2 separate regions of the Mus musculus genome follow, and region 1 is linked to region 2. The links are chromatin loops, found by intact Hi-C in ENCODE. Cell type or tissue: gastrocnemius. All regions are shown on one strand. Each heading gives the region's core, and the rest is flanking DNA. Links, peaks and the distances in the headings are about the cores only. Region 1 overlaps Ap3s2 (adaptor-related protein complex 3, sigma 2 subunit). Region 2 overlaps Wdr93 (WD repeat domain 93).

The links. Peaks named below come from ENCODE experiments on the same cell type or tissue, not always from the same donor. Only the 100,000 strongest peaks of a DNase experiment are listed, where the experiment ranks them.
Region 1: it touches region 2 in a loop (10-fold over the local background); 34 of 42 quality-filtered maps call a loop at or near these places.

The regions. Positions count from the first base shown.
Region 1 is chr7:79,908,162-79,919,506 of GRCm38, forward strand. Ap3s2 (adaptor-related protein complex 3, sigma 2 subunit) reads right to left here. Exons shown (of 6, transcript NM_009682.3): 2 at 7,855-7,946; 3 at 6,986-7,097; 4 at 1,674-1,745. Among named protein-coding and RNA genes, the nearest start is that of Ap3s2, 6.8 kb to the right of the region's middle. In gastrocnemius, for the core only: a CTCF peak has its summit at 6,633 (motif pointing left); no DNase peak of the experiment used is centred there.
Region 2 is chr7:79,773,942-79,785,286 of GRCm38, forward strand. Wdr93 (WD repeat domain 93) reads left to right here. Exons shown (of 18, transcript NM_001381990.1): 15 at 1,571-1,634; 16 at 2,689-2,845; 17 at 3,172-3,364. Among named protein-coding and RNA genes, the nearest start is that of Mesp1, 14 kb to the right of the region's middle. In gastrocnemius, for the core only: a CTCF peak has its summit at 6,780 (motif pointing right); a DNase peak (open chromatin) is centred at 6,793; H3K4me3 peaks cover 705 bases; H3K27ac peaks cover 1,056 bases.

The DNA of each region.
Region 1 (11,345 bases), core at 1,834-9,833, 130 kb after region 2:
TGAGTTACGATACAGGTACTAGGAACCAAGCCTGGATCTTCTGCAAGAGCAGTACGCACTCCTTTTTTTAAGTTTTGTTTTGTTTTGTTTTGTTTTGAGACAGGATATTTCCATGTAACTGCCCTGGGTGTCCTGGAAATCAACTCTGTAAACATAGCTGGCCTCAAATTCACAGAAATCCATGAGCCTCTGTCTCCCAAATCCTGGGATTAAAGGCTTGCACCACCTCGTCTGACTGCAAATGCACTCTTGACCACCAAGTCCTACAGCCCCCTAAGAGACAAACTGTATTACGTCAGCGTTCCTGAGTTCACATCATTCCAAAGCTTCACTGTTACCAGCCTCTGTCTAGGAAATTCAATCCATCACCAACATAAAAATGTCGTCAGGTTTGGATATATAGCCACTTATTTTATGTCACAACTGCCATATACTAAGAAGTCTGCCTGTGAAAGAACCAGCGACCAGGAAGAACAGGCCCAGTGTGAATCTCTGTGTGCTAAAGCAACAAACAACAACTAAACCAAACCAGTGCTGGAAGGATGGCTCAGCAATTAAGAGCAGTGGCTACTCTTTTAAAGGATCTGGGTTCTATTTCCAGCATCCACACAGCAACTTACAATCTCTGTGCCTCCAATCCCAGAGGATTCAGTGACATTCTTGTCTCTGGGGATATCAGGTACATACTTGTTGCACAAACACACACACAGACAAAACACCCATACACAGGCGGAGAGATGGCTCAGCAGTTAAAAGCACTGGCTGCTCTTCCAGAGGTCCTGAGTTCAATTCCCAGCAACCACATGGTGGCTCACGACCATCTATAATGAGGTCTGATGCCCTCTTCTGGTGTGTTTGAAGACAGCCACAGTGTACTTATATACATAAAATAAGTAAATAAATCTTTAGAAAGAAATGTTTATTAAAAGCCAGATGTAGCTGGGCCACGGTGGTGCACGCCTTTAATTCCAGCACTTGGGAGGCAGAGGCAGACAGATTTCTGTTTTCGAGGCCAGCCTGGTTTACAAAGTGAATTCCAGGACAGCCGGGGCTACATAGAAAACCTTATCTCAGAAAAAAAAAAAAAAAAGCCAGATGTGGTGGTGCACAACTTTAATCCAAGCAGAGGCAGGTGGTTCTCTGAGTTCAAGACTAGCCAGGTTTGCAGAGTGAGTTCCAAGGCTACCAAAACAAACAACAAAAATTAACCAACAAACTAAGAGGTAGATGATAAAAACACGCTTGCTTAACCTGTCTGCTTCTTCCGGGTGAGCACACACACACATGCCATCACGGAGCACATGTGGAAATGAGAGGACAATTGCAGTGTCAATTTTCTCCTTTTACCATGTGGATTCTGCTGATCCATCTCAGGACTTCAAAGCTTGGCAAGCAACCCACTGAGCCATCTCACCGGCCTCTCAGAACTATTCAACTCACTAAATAAAACAGGCTCAGACTTGATGGATGGATCAGTAGTAGAGTAGCCAGCTAGGATGTGGGAGGCCCTGGACTCAAACCCCAGTACTGCAAAATTAATTGACTAATTAATTAAAACAGACTCTTGAACTAGGTTGGAACAAAAGAGCAAGTGAGAGAACCGGACGGTGCATGGTGACTGGAGATGTCCTAACTGGCAGTTTCCAGGAGCCCTGTTCTGGGAGAGGACCTACCTTATCCATATGGAAGATCAAGTCCAACTCACATACATTCTCAAAACACTTATCCAGTGTCTCCACAAAAACCTAAAGAATAAGGAGAAACAGATAAAAAGAACGTCAGTCACTGTTTTACAGATGTCGTGTATGAGTGCAAAGGGGCAAGCCTGGCACACACCCTAGTCCTTCTGATGCAGAGGCCAATCTGATGGGCATCCTCTCAATTGAGGTTCCCTCTTTCTGAACCATTTCTCCAACACTTTAACTTTTAAAAGTCCCACAATCTTAAAATTTTGATCAAACACTTTAAAAGTTCAGTCTCTCTGGGCGTGGTGGTGCACACCTTTAATCCCAGCACTCGGGAGGCAGAGGCAGGCGGATTTCTGAGTTCAAGGCCAGCCTGATCTACAGAGTGAGTTCCAGGACAGCCAGGGCTACACAGAGAAACCCTGTCTCGAAAAAAAAAAAAAAAAAAAAGTTCAGTCTCTTTAAAACACTCAGCTTTCTTCAAAGTTTCTCTAAAATATCCAAAGCCTCTCTAAAACGCCAGTCTCCTAACTGTGGGCACCTGCAAAATAAAAAAATAAATTACATTCTTCTTATTTCAAGAAAGAAGCGCCAGGGTAGTCACAATCAGACTAAAGCAAAACCAAAATTCAACAGTGTAAAAGTTTAGTGTCTGATGTCTGGAACTCAGCCACGATTCTCTGATCCAAAGGGCCGGAGCCACTCCTCCAGTTCTGCCCTCAGCAGCACACAAGACTTGTCTCCTAGGCTCAGGCTGGCTCCCCTCCACAGCTGTTGCTGTTCTTTGGTGGCCATCACATGGTACTGGTGTTTCACAAAGAGTCTTTGCAAGTGGGCTGTACCTTCACCAGTTACCTCTCCTGGGTTCTCTTCAGGAATTGTGACCCCACATGGTGCCAAGCCTTAGTTTCCCTCCGAGACTCCTTCAATTCTGGGACTTTCACTGCACCCTCATCAATGGTTTCCTCTCTCCTCTCTTGGCACCAAGCCTCAGATGTTCCCCATAACTCCTTCATGCCTCCGAAGCCAGCATCACCTACATGACTCTTACTCATTCCCAAGACTCCTGAGATTCAGCCTCAGCCCCACTTGGATCACAGTTTCTGTATGCTGACCCCGAAGAAACACGTCTCAAAAGATTTCACCTCAGGGACACTTGTCTCTTCTTAACTATTGCTAATTTCTTAGCTCCAGCTGGCTAACATCATTTGCTTTAGCAAGGGTTTCATTTCAGTGGTGCTAGTCTCTTGTTAATCGTGGCTGATTCTTCATCCCCAGATGACCAAAAACAGATACTTAATCCAAAATAGCATATAAACGTCCCTGACAGTCTTTCCTCCCTCTGAAATGTCACAAGCCAGGCTTCTATCATCTTCACCTCTCAACAGTCTTATCTTCCATGCTCCCACAGAACAAGCCTGAGCTCTGAGCACTTGATGGCTTTTCCAGCCCAAATCTCAGATGCCACCACAGTCTTCCCAAAAGCATGTGGCTGAATCTGCCACAGCGATACCCCACATCCCGGTACCAATTTCTGCCTTCGTTAGTTAGCAAACTGTTATTCCATCCAGAGCTCAACTACTGTTTTCCTTGATGATGTCGATATCAAGATACAATGGGCAAAAGTGTCTGACATCCTGACCTGGGACTGATAACTGGCACATGGTTTCTATTGGAAACCAAACACTGGAAAATGGCTGGCCATTAAGTATTAATAATCTAGGAATTTGCAACTGTACTACTCAGGTGTACACCTTACAGAAAGACATGCAGATGTAATACCAAAAACAGACACAGACATTCCATAGTGGCACTATTTATAACTCTTTGTATTTAAGTAATATAGCTTTTTTTTTTTTTTTTTTTTTTGAATAGCAGTTAAAGCCGGGTGGTGGTGGTGCACGCCTTTAATCCCAGCACTTGGGAGGCAGAGGCAGGTGGATTTCTGAGTTCGAGGCTAGCCTGGACTACAAAGTGAGTTCCAGGACAGCCAGGGCTACACAGAGAAACCCTGTCTCAAAAAAAACCAAACCAAAACAAGAATAGCTGTTAAAGGCGGGCAATGGTGGCACACACCTTGAATCCTAGTACTTGGGAGGCACAGTCAGGCTGATCTACAAGGCAAGTTCTAGGAAAGCCAGGGCTATACAGAAAAAAAAAACCCCGTCTTAAAGAAACAAAAACAAACAGAACAGTAGCTAAATATGAGAGAGTTTTCAATCACCACTGTACTGGCTGGTTTTGTGTCAACTTGACACAAGCTGGAGTTATCACAGAGAAAGGAGCTTCAGGTGAGGAAATGCCACCATGAGATCCAGCTGTGGGGCACTTTCTCAATTAGTGATCAAGAGGGGAGGCCCCTTGTGGGTGGTGCCATCTCTGGGCTGGTAGTCTTGATTCTATAAAAGAGCAGGCTGAGCAAGCCAGGGGAAGCAAGCCAGTAAGTAACATCCCTCCATGGCCTCTGCGTCAGCTCCTGCTTCCTGACCTGCTTGAGTTCCAGTCCTGACTTCCTTTGGTGATGGACAGCAATGTGGAAGTGTGAGCTGAATAAACTCTTTCCTGTCTAACTTGGTCATGATATTTTGTGCAAAAATAGAAACCCTGACTAAGACAACCACGATACTGCTTCATGGTGAGTCCTAATAACCTGCAATTCAAGTCCATTAGTACTAGGAAATTTTACTAAATTGGAAATTTCTTCACTTACATATGCCAAATCAATTTTTTTCTGAAAAATATTAAAGAACAATCTGAGAAAATGGAGATAACAAGGACTGACTTTTCTTACTATGTATGGGAATTTGTCATAAAACCTCAGGAATTCAAATACTGTAATAGTGCACAACAAGAGCCCAGGGCCAGCAGGGTGGCTGGGGGCAAAGCCTGACAACCTGAGTTGCATCTCCAGGACTCACACGGTAGAGGGAGAGAACTGATGCCAAGGTACGTCTGACCTTGTGCTGGCTAGTTTTATGTCAACTTGACACTAGCTAGTCACCACACTGGCCTGGGGGCAAGCCTGTTGAGCATTTTCCTGACTGATGGTTATGTGGGAAGGCCCACCTCCCTCACTGTGGGTGGTACCACTCCGGGGCTCCTGATCTTGAAGGACATAAGAAGGCAAGCCACAGAGAGCTTTAGTTTCTGTAATGACTGTGATGTGGAAGTGTAAGCTGAAATAAACCGTCCCCTCCACAAGCTACTTCTGGTCATGGTGTTTTATCACAGCCACAGAAATCCTAATCAGATAGACCTCTAAACCTACACCATAGCCCTCACGCTGTGACTAAATAGAGACCTTCATAATAAAATGATTTTAAAGTAAATGCAGGATTTTCAGTTGGTGGGATCTGAGCTGCTGTCAGCTCTCCTCACTCACCGGCCTGTACTGTGCTCTCTCTCACGCCACACTCAGTGCGTCACCTTTCCCCAGCTCCCTTCCCTGGGCTCCTGAAGGCTCTGAAGGAGCTGCACCCGCTTCCCAATCTAATCCACTGAGTCCATCTTTGAGGCTGCTGCTGTCTCTGCCTGACCCCCCCCAACAAGGCAAAGCTCTGTTTACTCCAAATATCACTTTATACCTTTCTGTTGATTTTGCAGCATCTGTTTTTCGTTGTTGTTATTTTGGTTTTAGACAGGGTTTCACTGGATGCACACTGGTCTACTGCTGGCCACAACTCGCTATGTCGCCCAGGTGGGGCCCTAAGCCTGGCACTGATCCTCCTGCCTCTGCTTCCCAGGGTGCTGGGATTACAGGCATGCGCTACCACAGCTGCTCCAATGCTGTAATTTTATCGGACTCAATATCAGGTAATCCATAATAGATGATTTTTCAAATACCATCCTTAGTCACCATTTAATACTTTATGAAATTTCTAGCTGATTTTGTAGAAACAGGAAGTTCAATGCTTTCTTGACCTCAAAAAAGCATGACCTCATGTAGAGGTCAGAGGGTAACTTCAGGTGTTGGTCCTCACTGTCTTGTTTGAGATGGGGTCTCCTCTGTTCACCCCTTCTATGCAGAAAGGCTGGTGCCTGGTTTTCTGATATCTTCTCCATTTCCCCATCTGGTAGCTCCTGAGATTAACAGCATGTCAGTCCTGTTGTTTTTTCTTTCAAACTCTAGCAAACTTGTCCCATGCAGTTCTGTTCTTAGTCTGTTTAAAACTCTTTCATCTTCAAGACCGAGTACTCACAAAAGGCACCCAAGGGCTCTCTGTAATACCCCTGCCTTGGACACCATGCTCCCACAATGCCCCTGTGCTCCCTGTATACCCCTGCCTTGGGCTCCTGAGGACCAGGATTGAGCCCCCACTGTGCTCCCCTGTCATCTTTCACTCTGTTTTTTAAGAGGCGCTTCTGTTTTCTCGTGCACCTTTAGACTCTGCAAGAGAACCCCAGCTCCTGAAACTGGTTATGAAAGTAAAATAGGGAATAAGGCAGTATGGATGTTCCGAGCCCTGGCTTTAGGATGCATTGCAGGTAAAAATAAATGTAAGTACGTAAGCCTGGGGAGATGGTTTAGACTGGGCAGTGCTTGCTGCACAACATAAGGACATGAGCTTCATCTCCCAGAACCCAAACAAAAAGCCTGAGCAGCAAATCCTGGCACTGGGGAGGCAAGGACTGCACGATGCTGGGATCTGCTGGGCAAGTCTGTCTCAGCAGCATCAGCGGCTCCAGGTCCAGTCAAAGACTCTTAACAAAAAGGTGGAGAACAATTGAGGGAGACACCAACTGGTAAGCCGCTGGCCTGCACGGTGTCTGTACAAACACAAGTGCATGTGTCTCACACACAGGAAGTATAAATACTTAAATGTAATTTAGTTTCAGAGCTGAAAGAAAATTCAAAACATTAGTAACCAAGGGCAGTGCGAGGGCTGGGTAGAAACCACTGTTCAACAGCTAAGTCCTGGAAGGTTGCTCAGGCCCTTTACCAGAGCACCATCTGGTGGACATCTGGCAACTTTTTTTTTTTTTAAAGATTTATTTACTATGCATACAGCATTCTGCCTGCATGCATGCCTAAAGGCCAGAAAAGTGCACTAGATCTCACTATAGATGGTTGTGAGCCACCATGTGGTTGCTGAGATTTGAACTCAGGACCTCTAGAAGAGCAGTCAGTGCTCTTAACCACTGAGCCATCTCTCCAACCCCTGGTAACTCATGGATGTCAATGAGACTGAAAAAAGGACCAACAGGATGATTACTGAATGCCCCCCCACGGCCCCATGCAAACTCCCACGGCCCCATGCAAACTCAGAAAGTTGTTGCCATTAGTCTATGACTACACATACCTGGATGAGGTCCAAGATCCCAAGTTCACTCTCTGATGAATCCACACAAAACACAAAGTAGAGGGTGGCATAGTGCCGGTAAATCAGTTTGTAGTCAGAGCCACCAATCAAACTGGAAGACAGTAGTAGCAGTTGAGAACCCAAATCTAAGGTAAACTTATCAAAGAAATCCTGCACCAAAGGATGGGGATGGGTCTAACGAAGAAGAACAGGCATTTCCACGTGGATGGCAACTGAGTGTGGAAAGGGAACTTGAGGCCCCCTGACTCCTTCTTTGCCTTTCTCTTGCAAATGACCATACATCAGAGTGATGACCAGGGGCTGCAGCCATAGCTCAGTGGTTAAGAGCACTGTCTGCTCTTCTAGAGGATTCAAGTTCAACTCACAGCACCCACATGGCAGCTCACAACTGTCTGTAACTCCAATTCCAGGGGGTCTGACACCCTCACATAGACACAGGCAGGCAAAACACAAATGCACATAAAATAGAAATAAAGAAATTATATAAAAAGAGAAAGTAAAAAAAAAATTCCGTGATGGCTGAAGCTCAGTGCAGGTGTTTCTCAGAGAATCAGGTGTCTTCCTGAGCAACCCATGCTAAGAACAGGGTATATGGGTCTGTAGTGGTGCACACCTTTCATCCTAGCACTAGGAGGCAAGCAGACTTCTGAGTTCAGGGAGTCTGGGCTACACAGAGAAACCTAGTTGTGTCCGACCCCTAGCCCTGTAACTCCCACCAAACAAAAGAACAGGTTGTGCGGCACCAGGCAGCCAGAGACCCCTGCATGTACTAGAAAAATGAAAGTGACGAAGGCCACCCAAAGTGGAGCTGGGGAGTAGGGAGACGGCCACCTGAAGCTGATGGTTACCTTCCACCTTCTAAGAAGTTACAGATGTTGTCATCTCGCTTGAGGACCAGATGGAAAGTCTCTCGAACAATCTGCTGTTGAATTTCTTCTGGCTATGGAACAACAACAAAAAGAAGAGTCAGGGGGCACGTGAGGAAAATGTGCACCCATCAGTAAGAACAGCTACATAAAGAAGGACTTCTGGACTAGAGAGATCAGCAATGAATAGCACTGGGTACTCTTCCAGAGGACCCAGGTTCAATTCCAAGTACCCACATGTAGGCTCACAACTGCCTGTAACTCCAGTTCCAGGGGGTCTGACACTCTCACACCAATGCACAATCAATCAATCAATAAAGGAAGGAAGGGGTTCCACATGGGGCACAACTAGAAAAGCTCACGCATAAACATTCAGAAGGCAGAGGGTGACTATGGGAAGCCTTGTTTTCAAGGCTACAGTGATTAATGTGGCCTTATTGACCTAGGTATTTCAGTCACAAGCCTTCATATCTTACAGGCAAGCTCAGAATCAAACAAGGAATCAGAATCCATAATCTCACAAAAATCCTCAATCTTTGTTTTTAATCTGACCCCAACCCTCTGACATCAATACTGGGTATTTAACCACTCTCAAAGTTCCAGAACTGGAAGGTCAAGATGTAATCATGCACAGTCTCAAAGATAACTTTGTCATTTTTACTTTAATACCAGTACTGCATATAAGATGCTGTTTTACTCACAGACAAAGGGTTACTGGGAAAAGAGAAAATGTATTTACAGATCTGAATTTGGGACATCTGAACAAAACTACAAAAAAATACCCCACTTTTCATTTAAGAGTCACTTGTAATCTTGAGAACCCTCAACGGTGAATGAAACACATGATTAATCACATTTGATTTCCACTTGTATGTAAGAGTTTAATACTAGGTATGGCACACTTTTTTTTTTTTTTTTAAGCCATGTATGGTGGCTCACTCCTGCAAGGTTAACTAAGACAGGACGGTCACTAAGTAGGAGGACAGCCTGGTTTATATGGTAAATTGCAGGCCAGCCTGAACCACAGGGTCAGTCCCCATCTCAACAAAATGAAACAAAAGGAGGTGGGGTAGAGAGGAGAGGAGAAAGGAGACTCACTGCACTAGACCATGTGTATAAGCCTAGCACTTAGCCGGAAGAAGGTGAGACCCTGGATAAGGGGGGAAGTCAGGAGTGGTAGTGCTTTAATAATAATACTTGAAGAGGCAGGGGGATGGATCTCTATGAGTTCAATGCCAGCCTGGTCTACACAGTAAGTTCCAGTTCAGCCAGGGATATGGAGTAAGAACCTGTCTCAAAACAAACAGACAGACAGGATAAGGAAGAAACCTAGCAGAAACGAAGTAGTTAAAAATTCTAGATCAGAACCTGGTAATGGTGGTGCATGCCTTTAATCCCAGTGCTTGGGGGACAGAGGCAGGTGGATTTCTGATATTTGGAGGCCAGCCTGGTCTACAGTGAGTTCCAAAACAGCCAGGGCCACAAAGAGAAACCCTGTCTTGGAAAACAAACAAACAACAACAACAACAAAACCTTCTAGATTAGGAACTGGAGAATTGATTCAACCATTAAGAGGATTTGTTGCTCAGGGTTCAATTTCCAGTAGCCAGGTGATGGCTGATAACCATCAATAAACATGGTTACAAGGAATCTAATGCCATCTTCTAACCTCCAAGGGCACCAGGTACACATGTAGTACACACATACATGCAGGCAAAATACTCATACACTTAAAATAAATAAATCTATGAGTAATGTAAGCCCTCTGGTCAGTCTTCTCATGGTGTGATGAGTCGGCTGGGGATGATATTTAAATGCACTTCGGCTTTCCTCTGCCTGGGCAGGGGCCCGAGACTCTTGCTCTATCAGGCTCCCACAAACAGCAGTGCTTCGGGTCTAGGAACTACACTCTGGACTGCATAACTAAGAAAAATGTTCACCTTCAATGTTCCTTAAACCAGAAAAATACATTAAAAAAATTAATCCCTTTCATACTATACCACTGATCTTAGCTTTGAAATGGCCAGTTCTTTAAAAGCTATTAAGAGGGGTGGAGGGGGGCACAAAAAAAAAACAGGGAACTAATCACTGAGAGGAAATGGTTGGCTCAGTGTGCGTTCTGAAAATCTCTCAGTATCTACTGAATGTATGAATGCAAACTTGCCAATCACTGCCCCACAAACTGGAACAAATCAATCACGATCTTCCTGGTTTCCATGTGAACAGCACACCAAGCTCACGTTTGCTAGGCTGTTGTCAAAGATGAACTCTGTGTGCTCAGAAACACAACGCTCACTAAGCATCAGCACGCAAACTGACAAAACATCTTTCCAGCTAAAGCCCTTTATCTACCTACAGGTGGACCTGGCAAACAGTGGGGATGGGATGGTGGTATCAAACAAGGGGGCCAACTTACTACTGGCTCAACAAAAAGGCAAACTGCCCACTGCTTACATGCCCCGGTTACTTTAACAACCCGTCCTGTCTTTTTACTACACTGCAATTCTCAAGGCAGTCTCACTCCAGCAGTTCGTAAACAATTCTGTGATCTATATGATCTATATCAGATCATATATATGATCTATATGATCTATATCAGATGGAGATATACAAATGGCCAATAAGCGCAAGACAGGTTCAGCATCCTTAGTCACTATAGAAACTAGACATCAAAACCATTTCAAAAGGCGATCGATTTTCATCCACTAAAATGCCTTCAATAAAGACAACATGGCTAGGATTATGCAGCTCAGTGGTGGAGGACTGCCTAGAAGGAGGGGTGCTCTCAATTCCCTTCCTAGTTCAGAAGGAGACATGAAGAAATTGCAATACTGATACATTGCTGATAACAATATACAACTAGGAAAACACTTTTCCAGTTCCCCACTTAGTTATTATGTGGCCTAATGATTCTACTACATATGAAGTCAGGAGAAATAAAAAGAAATGTCCATACTAAAACTCAACACATGAATGTTCAGAGCAATTACTGGGAAACACAGATGACCAGCAGAGCACAGTGGTGCATGCCTATAACTCTAGGATGTGGAAGGCTGTGGTAGGATCTCTTTTGGTGGTTGGTTGGTTGGTTGGTTGGGTTTTGGTTTTGCTTGCTTAGGGACAGGGCAGTTGATTGTGAACAGGGTAGTTGATTATTAACAGTAAGTTTCTTTAATAGAGATAAAAATGTTCTCAAATTGTGACAGATGCCACTAAACTGCATACATTAAGTAGCTGTATAGTGATTTTTAGCTCAGTGAAAAACTTAGAAACTAGGAGAAACAAATGCACGTGCAAATTGAAGTTGTAAACCCTGTCTTGAAAAACATAAACAACAAAAAATTGAAGTTGTATTCAGTGTTCTATTTAAAAACGTAGTTGGAAAATCCTATTTTAAAAAGCAAATACTTTTCATTTATGATGAAAAAAGGAATAAAAGACCCAGAGACATTTCTGTTTGTTTGTTTGTTTTT
Region 2 (11,345 bases), core at 2,120-10,119:
ATTAAAGGCGTGCCCGCCACTATCTGGTGGCTTATACCTTTAATGTTAGTACCCAAGAGGCAGAGAAGCTTGGGCTGTAGAGTCAGTTCCAGGCCAGCCAGGACTACGTAGTGAGACTTTGTCTCGAAAATGTTTTTTAAATATTACATGCATGCAAATGAATCTATACAGTGTGTGTGTACGATGATGGATAAACTCCCAATTCCCTAAGGAACTGATCTTATCCTCCCCATTCGTCCCTGAAGGCTGTTAACCATCAACTGCCACAGATCAAACTTCTCCTAATATTACTGGCTGCAGAAAGCAGTTCTTTAACATTGCTCCCATGCCTGTAGATAGCCACATCGGGTCTCAACTGGCCTTATCTAGCTTGTACAAGGGATTGCAGGCCACTGGTGGCTCAGTCAGGGGGTAGGCCTAGGGTAGCTTCCCTCCCACTCCTGGAAGCGGCAGGCTGTTGACCAGGAAGCATCGTTTCCCTTCCTCCTGGTCTCTCCTCAGACTGCCTGAGGCGTCTTCACATGCTGGTCGGAGGATCCCGGCACTAAGAGAGGGCAGCAGCAAGGCACAGATATTGTTTCTCAGGCTCCTGGGTTTGTGCTAACAACGTCTTACTGGTGAAGCACATGCTCCTGTCACGACCACATCCAAACAGTGGAAGAATTTTTGCTTTTTTAGGTTTCAAAAAGATTTCATTTGATGTGTATGTGTGTTTGACTGCATGTGTGTTTGTGCACCGGGTGGTGCATGTAGCAGCCGCAGAGGACAGAGACGGCTATCAGATGGCCTGGGACAGACTGTCATGGTGCTGTTAGCTAGCACATGGGGACTGAGAACCAACCTGTGTCCTCTGGAAGAGCAGCAAGTGCCCACATCTACAGCCCGAATTTTTTAGAGAGTTGCTGCTAAATATTTGGGGTTTTTTTTTTTCAGTTTCCACCTGATCTTCATTATTGTCACTCCTTTGATTTATGAATTAACCACCTGTAGCTGGGTGGCGGCGGCACACACCTTTAATCTCAGTGCTCAGGAGGCAGTCTGGCCGATCTCTGAGTTCAAGGCCAGCCTGGTCTACAGAGTAAGTTCTAGTACAGCCGGAGCTACACAGAGGAACAAAGAAAAGCAAAAGAACAAAACAAAACAAAATTAGCCACCTATTTATGGTTTTGCCTCTAAACAATGCATATATTAAATTGTGTATATTTAGGAAGCTTGTGACTAGAATTCTATGGCTCTCCAAATTGCCTTCTATTTATTTGGCACTAACTTGCTTTGTAACACTGACCATGAGAGCTACTCACGTTGGCACACACGCCTCCAGTTCTACTTCCACTTTGCATTGTAGTCTTCAGTCTAAGCAGCCTCCTGCTGGGAGTGCCCCACTGTGCTTAGATTTTTAAATGTATTTATTTATGTATGTATTTATTTACTTACTTATTGCTACCATGAATGATCTCTTCACATATCTATGGATACACATCAAGCATTTCTCTAGGATAAATGCCTAGGGGGAGAGAGTAAAGTTTGAAACCGTCACAGAAGGAGAATGCCCCTTGTTTGTGTCCCACAGGCCTGTGATGCACATGGAAGAAGCTATTTGTGCCGTGGCCCCAGTCCCAGCCTTGCCTGGCATGGTAGGTTCCCAGAGTCTTGTTCCTCTTCTATGAGTGTCTTCATCATCCCTTCTAGACATATTTGTTGACAGCCTACTGTGTGCTAGGCATTAGTTATGCTTTGGGGTATGTAGAAATAGAAGAGAGACTCCAGGGCCTCCGGTAGTGCTCAGCAGAAGAGTAAATGACAACAGGCCCTGGATTCAACCCCAAGCATCAAATAATAACCACGCATCAAAGAGGAAGTTCCCACCCTTAGGGTGCCCACTGTTCATCAGGAGACAGATCACCAAACAGCTGCCTCAGAACGCAATGTAATGGATGCCCAGAGCAGAGTAGTGATCACCTGATGCAGAGGTTGCAGAGGGAGGGAGTGTGACAAGAGGGGACAGCAGAATCAAAAGCGTTGAAACTCCCCAAAGTTCAGGTCCGTCAGGATGGAGAGGGATGAGGGTGAGATGGGGCAGAGGGAGCAGCCTTTGTATGGTGGCAGAAGGATGTGGACAAACCTCCTATTGATGTGACCTGCAGCATGGATGAGGGGGGACAGGGAACATCGTCTTCCAAGTGGAGCTAGAACCTGCATGCTGAGCTGCCTCTGGATGCAGCTGATCTTGCCACATCCTGCCGACTCCCTTTCAGGGCCTATGATGGAGACAGGCCAGAGAGAGAGTCTGTGGTTCCTGATAGGACTTGGCAAAGGAAGAGGCCCATAGGGCCCCGGGAGGCTTTTAGAGTGCATGAGTCTACTATGTCCATTTTGTGCCCACCAGTGAACAGTGAGCAGTGCTCAAAGCTAATGTACTGTTGGGTCTCTCTAGTCTCCAGGAGATGAGTACACCCAAGAGACAACACCAGGAGAATGAGCTCAGAAAGTGACAGGAGGGACCCCAGAGGCAGACAGGAGGGGCCCCGCAATCTCAGGGCCAATATCACAACAGCATACTGCAGTGATAACAAGACTGTTCCTGTGGTAACAAGTAAGAAGAGGGACAGATGCTAGGAGATGAGAAGAGGAGTCCTGGAGCAGGATCTGCGAGAGCCGAGTCTGAGAGAAGATGGTTTTCCTTCCCAGGTGCTAATCTTTTCCAGGAGCCAATCTGTAACCCTCATGGACGTGGCCAAGGCTGAGGTCCTCTGTGCCTTTTCGGCCCCGACATGCCACCCGCAGGCGCTGCCCTGGAAGCCACTGTTTGCTGTATCTCCACACCATCCATATTTTCTGCTTCACGGTATGGAAGGGGATATGAGGGCAGCTACCCAGCGATAGGGTCCACTACACTCTTCCCTGACTTTCCTGAACGCTCACAAAGCATGGTGACACTCCTCGGTTGCTTTCTCAGTCTCCTCTGTCCCAGGCCAAAGGAGGCTGCAGCCTGGTGCCCACCACGATTAAGAAAGTGCTGGCAAGGTCTTTGTTCTGGGTAATTAAGTAATTCCCTCCCAGCTCAAGCCAGATGAGGTGGCCTCCATACACAGAGAGCAGGCCCACACCCCGAGGACCCTAGCCCCATGGAGAAAGCAGGACACTGAGCACAGCGATCTCCTTTCCTCACAGGAGCCCATCCACATGGTCAGACCACGTCTACTGAAGATCCCAAGAAGAGCACAGATTCTGTTTTCTATTTTAATTTTGAGGACTACCTGCTCTTGAAAGATATCTCCAAAAAGTGTACCATTTCTCAAATGGCTGTGAACTTCTCCCAGATGTTGCCAGTGGAGAAAAGATGTGAGCAGGTCTTCCAGAAGAGGTAAGAGCCCTCCCATTGCATGGTTGTGTCTGGGTGAGCCATCACTGAGTGTGGTTTCTGGCTAAGAGCCTTTCTATACCTAATTGCTGCTAACTGAAGGACTTTACCACATGAGTCTTATCCTACTCTGTGAGCTCCAGGCCGAGGAGAAGCCCCCAAAAACCAATGTGGAGACTGTAGAGGTAGTTCAGCAGCTAAGAGAAGGGGCTGTTCTTTTAAGAGGACCTAGGTTCGATTCCCATCACTTACATGGTAGCTCACAGCCATCCTGGAACTAGAGTTTCAGGAGATTTGACACCTTCCTCTGGTCTTCCCTGGTCTCAGGCATGCACACAGTGCACAGATGTATACACAGGTAAAACCCCTACATGTTGTGGGTACAGACTCAAAGACCAAATTGAGAATCTGTATTAAGCCTAGAAAAAACCACTTCTCACAAAGCAGTCTTGAACACATTTTACAGGGAGCGTTTGTAGAGGGATGTAAAGCAAGCAAGCGAGCAGGCAAGCAAGCAAGCAAGTGAGTGAGCAAGCAAGTGAGTGAGCAAGCGAGTGAGCGAGCAGTTTAACAGAAGCCCAAAAATGCAGTTAGCGGGGCCTTTCAACTCAACCCCAAGTTTCTGAAACAGAGTTGGATACTTTCTCATGGTGCTTTTCACAGCAAGGGGGCAAAAAGGGTGGGTTCTGTTTCAGGTTAAACCGATGATGGCTCCTGCTGAGACAAGACAGAGAAATATTTCACCTGTTGCTCTATACACATAAAATAAAATAATAAAAAATTATCTTTATAATAAACAAGGTAGATGGCTCTCAAAGAGCATGCATTCATGCCCACGCACCTGTATGAACACAGATACAAGCATACACCACATACAGAAAGAGAAGAAAGGGAAGGGAAGGGGGACAGAGAGGAGGGAGGGCTTTACTCCATTTCCCGCGTGACTGTGGCCATACCTGCTGTTTCTCACTTAGAAAATTAAACTGTTTTCTTGTGCCAGGGCTGTGCTCTAGCGCCTCCTTTTGTATTATAATAATTGTTTTTTTTTATATTCTTAGAGAATGTCATGGGTATACACATTATATTTTAATCATATTCATCTTCCACTGCCTTGCTCCACATCCTCAGACACGCCCTCCCCCACATCCCCATCCAACTTTGTGTACTTTGTTGTTGGTTTTTTAAACCTACTGGGTCCAGTTAGTTCTGCTCATGTGCACATTGCTGTGGAGCCATTTTTTTAGAGCATAGGGAACCTGGCAGAGGCTACATCACAGGAGAAAAAGGACGTTCCCTCCCAGTATCTTCTCAGATGAGGGTGGCCTCTGCACCCTTCTTCACGCACACTGCAGTGCTGATTGGCTTGCTCTGTGCTGTCCCTGTGTATGGAGCCACAGCTGGGGTGAGTTCCTGGGGACAGTGTCCCTGTCACGTCCAGAAGACGGTGTGTTACACTGGTCTCTGGCGCTTGTGAACTTTGCACACTTCTGCCTTGATGTTCCTATGCCGTGGTGGGAAGGGAGTGACAGACATGTGGATTTGGGGCTGAACAGTCCATATTCATGTATGTAGAAGTCAGTTTAATACTATGTCCATTTAGCAATACGGAGTGTTGTTGGGGAGTGGGGGTATCTGGTACTCCTTCTTGACAAACATTTCAAAAGGAGGTATCCCACATCTAGCACTGGGCTCTTGGCCTGAGCACTGTCTATCTGTCCAGAGCCCAGTGATTTTAAATAAAGTCTCACTGGAACACAGCTTCACAGATAATCGGTGGCCGCTTGTGTGTCTCCATGGCAGTGGTTGTAATGGAGAGCCCGTGACTTTTCAGGTATGAGTTGTTTACTCTCTGGCCGTTTATAGGAAATGCCCGTCTGCCACTGATTTCATTCTCTTCTCCGTCGCAGATGGCTATTGCGGGTGGATGTCTTATCCTTTATTCACTTCACCCTCCCCAACCCTTTGCTTGCTTTCCTTTCTGTTCACAAAGCCCAATGAACAGACGCAGGCTCCCTGAAGGAACAGGAGTCTCACTTCACGGGGCATCTCAGGACGCTATAAATCCTTGACGGTTCCCACAGTGGCCTGGCTGCTTATTTTGGGTGGGAAGAGGTCAACTGTGGGTTGCTCGTCTCATCCCTGGCCTGACTTTCCGGAGCGTCCCAGATGATAGGTTTATCCCCTTCCAAGACTTATCTCATAAAAAGTAGCCTCTGAGCTTCTGTGGTTTCTTCAGTCAGGGGAACACCCATGAGGTTCATCAGAGTCTCTCCCCTTTCTTCATTTAGACCTCTCCCTCAGGAAGTACAATGGCCAAGATATAGAGGTTTAAGACCAGACAGGCCTAGGTGTGAACTTTGACTCTCCCATTTACTAGCTAGGAGACAAAGGCTGGGTCACCCTTTCAGTGCCTGTCCCTAAGCTCACGGATACAGAGCATCTACCACTGCTGAGCCATGTTGCGGGTATTTTGAGTAGGCCTAACTTCTAGGGCTTGTAGGTTTTAGGTAAGATAATAAATACCAAGTGCCAGACATAGTGTGTGTCTTAGTGTTCTATTGCTGTAAGAGACCATGACTAAGGCAAGTCTTATAAAGGGAAGCATTTAACTGGGGGCTGGCTTACAGTTCCAGAGGCTTAGTCCATTATCATCATGGCAGAGAGCATGGAGACAGGCAGGTGTAGTTGGATAAATAGACAAGAGCTACATCTTGATCGCCAAGGGGAAAAAGAGACGAACGAGACACAGAGAGAGACAGACAGTCAGAGAGGAGTGAGGGTCTGGTGTGGGGTTCTGAAACCTCAGAGTCCACTCACAGTGACATACTTTCTCCAACAAGACCACACCTCCACATTTTTCTAATCTTTTCAAATAGTATCACTCCCTGGTGACTAAGCCTTCAAATCTCTGAGCCTGTGGAGGCCACCCTTATTCAAACATGGACAGACATGTGGATTTGGGGCTGAACAGTCCATATTCATGTATGTAGAAGTCAGTTTAATACTATGTCCATTTAGCAAACTACGGAGGTCAGTGGACTGTTCAGCCCCAAATCCACATGATGTTTAGCCCATCAGTAGGTACGCTGTCCCCTTCTGTTAAAATCAGAATGTCTGAGGGCTGGAGAGATGAGTCAGAGGTTAAGAGCTCTTGCAAAAGACTGGGGTTTGATTCTCAGCACTCACAGGGTGGCTTACAACTGCCTGTAATCCACTTCCAGAGGAAGTGACATTATCTTCTGGCCTCTGGGGCACTGCATGAATGCAGTGAACACACATATATGCAGGCAAAACCCCCATACACATAAAGTGAAATAAATCTAAAACAGTTGAGAGAGAGACAGACGCAGAGAGAGACAGAGAAAGAGACAGACATGTGGGAGCCTGGGGAAATCCTAAATATGACCACTAGGTGGCAGCACAGTTCCCCTCTGCTTTCTATTTCGCAGGGCCAGCCTGCACTTTCCTCTTTGCCTGCTAGGCTAGCCACCACCCCTGAGCTGCACTCCAGCCCCCTGCCTGCTTTGCCCTTCTTTGCTGAGCAACTTAAGAGGCTCTCTGTATCTCACTTGGGGACGTCTGTTGCTTGATCAAGAAAGGAACGCGGTCTCATGGATCTTGGGAGAGGAAGGGACTCTGGAGGAGGGGCTGTTCGGCTGACACTGCGTGGGTCAGAGGTTTGGCAGCAATGCTCAGGAGCATTCTGGACCCTGGGGACCTGCGCTTCAGATAAATGTAGGGGAAAGTGTCACGATTTCTACACTGTACTTCCAAATGACTCAGGAGCGTATTTATAGAGACAGAAAGTAAAAATGGTAAGAGATGGTGAAATCCAGGGAAATGTTTATAGAGAGCCCAAGGGAACTAGAGCTGAGGTCAGCGAATGTGGGTGAAGGGCCATCGGACTCTGCACCCTTTTAACAGGCATGGAAGTTTTCAAAAGAAAAAGACAGGGAGAACTGATAAGCCATGACGATAGTCCCATCCTGGTTTTGAGTCAGGAAGAAGATGGGGGTGTGTATTTGTGGGACATGGGTACAGTGGGGCGGTGAGCAGGTGTGGTGGTTTTCCTTGTGTTTTCCTGTAGCTTTCCCACAGAACACCGCCATTGTTTTGGCAAACAGACTGCAAACAGTAGTGGAGTGCTTCCCAAGGCCATGGTCTGAGCTTGCTTTTGCTCCTGGAGTGGGCGGGGCTCTGTGGCCTCCCAGTTTAATCTTGCTTCCTTCCCCATCTTTCTATGCTCAGCCAGCCTTACTCCTTATAGGGTGACATTTCCCACTTTACCCAGAGGTCAGTAACATGACACCTGCCTGTGGGAGTTGACCCAGGGCCCCTGGACCACCAACCAGACCACCGCAGTCTGGGTAACTCACTTCCCTTCACCTTAACCAAGTGATCTTGTCATAGATACCTGATGAGAAGCCAGACATGGTGCCACCGTGCCACCTTAGCACTTGGGGTGCTGAGGCAGAAAGGTGGGGATTTGAGACCAGCCTAGCAAATGTAGCAAAACATTGTTCCAAAAACAGAAAGAGAATTGTATTTTTAGTGTGTGTGTATACATATTTATAAAACTTTGGAAAACATGAATATGCAAAAAAGTAAATTTAAATAACCCATACTCCCACCACCCCCACCCCAAGTCATCAGCACCACCATTGACATTCCTTCCTGGTCACTCAGCCTGGCATTTCACCAAGTTAAGGTCCGGTTTCATGCATGTGCTTGTGTCTGACTTTATATTGCTTCAGCATATGACTTTCTGTAGATGTGTGCATACATGTGCAGGGTCATATGAGGAGACATGTGTGTGGTGTCTATAGAGGCCAGCACCTCCGAGGCTATCCCTTCTTATTTTTAGTTACCGCTTACCTTGGGGACTTCCGGTCGGGTTATTTTGGCTTTTCCGTTTGATTTGTTTGGTTGATTTTGTTGTACTGGTGTGTATGGGTGCATCTACATGTGAGTTCAGTGCCCTGGGAAAGCGGAGTTGATCCCTTGGAGCTGGAGTTACAGGCAGTTGTGAGCCACCCGACTTGGGTGCTGGAAATGAAATGCAGGTCCTCTGCCAAGAGCAGTGCGTGCTCTTAGCCACGGAGACATCTTCAACCCTATTTGTTTGTTTTTGAGACAGAGTCCTTCACTGGCCTGGGGCTTGCCAGGCCGGGCAGGCTAGCTGTCCTCTGAGGCCCCAGGGGTCCTTTGTCCCTTACCTTCCCAGCACTGATCACATTTGTGCACTGTCACTTTACAGATGGAGCTGTCCCCTTAGCCCCTGGTTTTTAGTTTTGAGAGATATCATTATTGTGTCGGTCAACTTCCTGGCACTGTAACAAAATACCTCAGATGATTAACTTGTGAGTAGAAAAGGTTTCTTTGGCTCCTAGCTTTGTAGACTGTAGTTCATGGTCATTGGGCATTACAATGGGGAACACGGGACAGGATAAGACAGCCCTGCATGACAGACATTTTAGGCAAAAAGAGTAGGAAGAAAGGGCTTATACAGGGGGCTTCCTGCCCATGCCATGCCTGGAAACACCATGATTGATTAGCCAATACCAAAGGTTCCTACGTATCATGCCATTATAAAATTCACCTCTCCTGTCATCATTACCAGCTGGGTCATTATGAATGCTGTCTTTTTTTTTTTTTTTTTTTTTTGAGACAGGGTTTCTTTGTGTAGCCCTGGCTATCCTGGAACTCACTCTGTAGACCAGGCTGACCTCGAACTCAGAAATTCACCTGCCTCTGCCTCCCGGGTGCTGGGATTAAAGGCATGCACCGCCACGCCCGGCCCGGCCTTTTTAAAACTCTTAATGCCAAGCTACTGTTCCTTTCTTTCTTTTTTTCTTTTTTTTTTTTTTGTTAAAGATTTATTTATTTATTATGTGTAAGTACACTGTAGCTGTCTTCAGACACTCCAGAAGAGGGCATCAGATCTCATTATAGATGGTTGTGAGCCACCATGTGGTTGCTGGAATTTGAACTCTGGACCTTCGGAAGAGCAGTCGGTTACTCTTACCCACTGAGCCATCTCGCCAGCCCCATGAATGCTGTCTTGTCTGTGCTGCCCATCATAATGACTACCATCACCTTGTTTCTGAGATTCGATGCTGCCACCTGGCCCTTGCTACTCCGGGGCCCATCTAAATGCATTGAATTCATCCAGTAGAGCAGTAGCAGCTCCAACCCTAAGGTCTGGCACAGGGAAAGGGGCAACAACAAAGCTCTTCAAATGTGCTGGTGCCCCTCTCACCAGTTTGTGTCTTACAGGGCTAGTGAAGGGCACGTCTTCTGGGCCTTCCCATTGTGGACATGAGGTTTTACACAATGTATCCACTCTGCATTGAAGTTTCCCTGAGCCCTACAAGCCCTTTGTCAACACTCAGCCAAGGGATGTCAGGCGTCTCCAACTCCTTTTCTGTCAGTAGGCCATCTTTTGATAAATGCTTCAGCCAACCAATTAAACAAACCCTTGACACCTTTTTAATTGTGGGAGCTTCCATATTAAATCTAGAATCTCGACTACAGTGGGTCCACGTCAATGAACTCAGTTCCTTCCACCATTATCCCACACCCTTAAAGTCCATTCCCACACACACTCCCCAGACTTCTGCTTGAATGAATTAGCAAACTCACTAAGCTCCGTAGTAGTGTAGCACACTTCCTCACGGACTACACTTTCTACCTCCCCTCCAGGGGCCTGCTTGGCCTTGAGTCTGGCTGTAGGTCTAGAAGAAACTATTGGTGGGCCTTGACGAACATCAGTATTGTATTGTCTGGGATTTTCCTCAGTGAAAGTCACTGTTGGTTTATCAGACTCTGAGGGATTAACATCTCTCATGTGAAAAAGCATTATTTCAAAGGCTGGGGCTGAGGGCACTGCTTCCTGGGGTGAGGTGAACCCTGGAGAATCTGAGGGTTCCACATTGGGGCTCCTTCTGAAACATGGCTGTGGGCCTGCAAGCCAGAGTCTGGGTCTGACACCCACTCGTGGTGACTATGGGAAACCCCAGAGACCTTTGAAACTGTGTCTGGGCTTTATACAGAAAGCATTGGTGGTGCACGCCTTTGATCCCAGCACTTGGGAGGCGGAGGCAGGCGGATCTCTGAGTTTGAGGCCAGCCTAAATTTGTAAATCTTTCGCAAAACTTCTTAGAGCCAGGCACGGTAGCACAAGCCTTTAATCCCAGCACAATGGAGGCAGAGGCAGGTGGATGTCCATGAGTTCAGAGACAGCCTGGTCTATATACTGAATTCCAGGTCAGCCAAGTGTATATATGGTTTTTAAATTTTGTTTGCTTGCTGTTTTGATTGGTGTGGAACCCCAGGACTTTGGAATGCTAGGCAGATGTTCTGCCCCTGGGCTGGGTTCCCAGCCCTTGGCATTTCCTTACAGCTCTCTTTAAACATTTTTGATTTTTTGTTTGTTTGTTTGTTTGTTTTGAGACAGGGTTTCTCTCTATAGCCCTGGCTGTCCTGGAACTCACTTTGTATACAGACTGGCCTCAAACTCAGGAATCCGCCTGCCTCTGCCTCTCAAGTGCTGAGATTAAAAGCGTGTACCACCATGCCCAGCCTAAATGCTTTTGATTTTTAAAAATATTTATTTATTGTTAAATCTAAGTACACTGTAGCTGTCTTCAGACGCACCAGAACACGGCATGAGATCTCATTACAGGTGGTTGTGAGCCACCATTTGGTTGCTGGGATTTGAACTCAGGACCTTCAGAAGATCAGTCAGTGCTGTTCTTCCTGCTGAGCCATCTCACCAGGCCTAAAAAGAAGTGTTTAAAAATTATGTTTGTGTGTGTGTGTCCTCGTCTGTCCGAGTAGCACGTTCATTCAAGTGTCTGTCGGGGCCAGAAGAGGGCTTCGGGTCTCTGGAGCTGGCACTGTGAGTTACTGGGAGCTGTCTCATGTGGGTGCTGGGAACGAACCCTGGGTCCTCAGTGAGAGCAGTAAGTACTCCTAACCACTG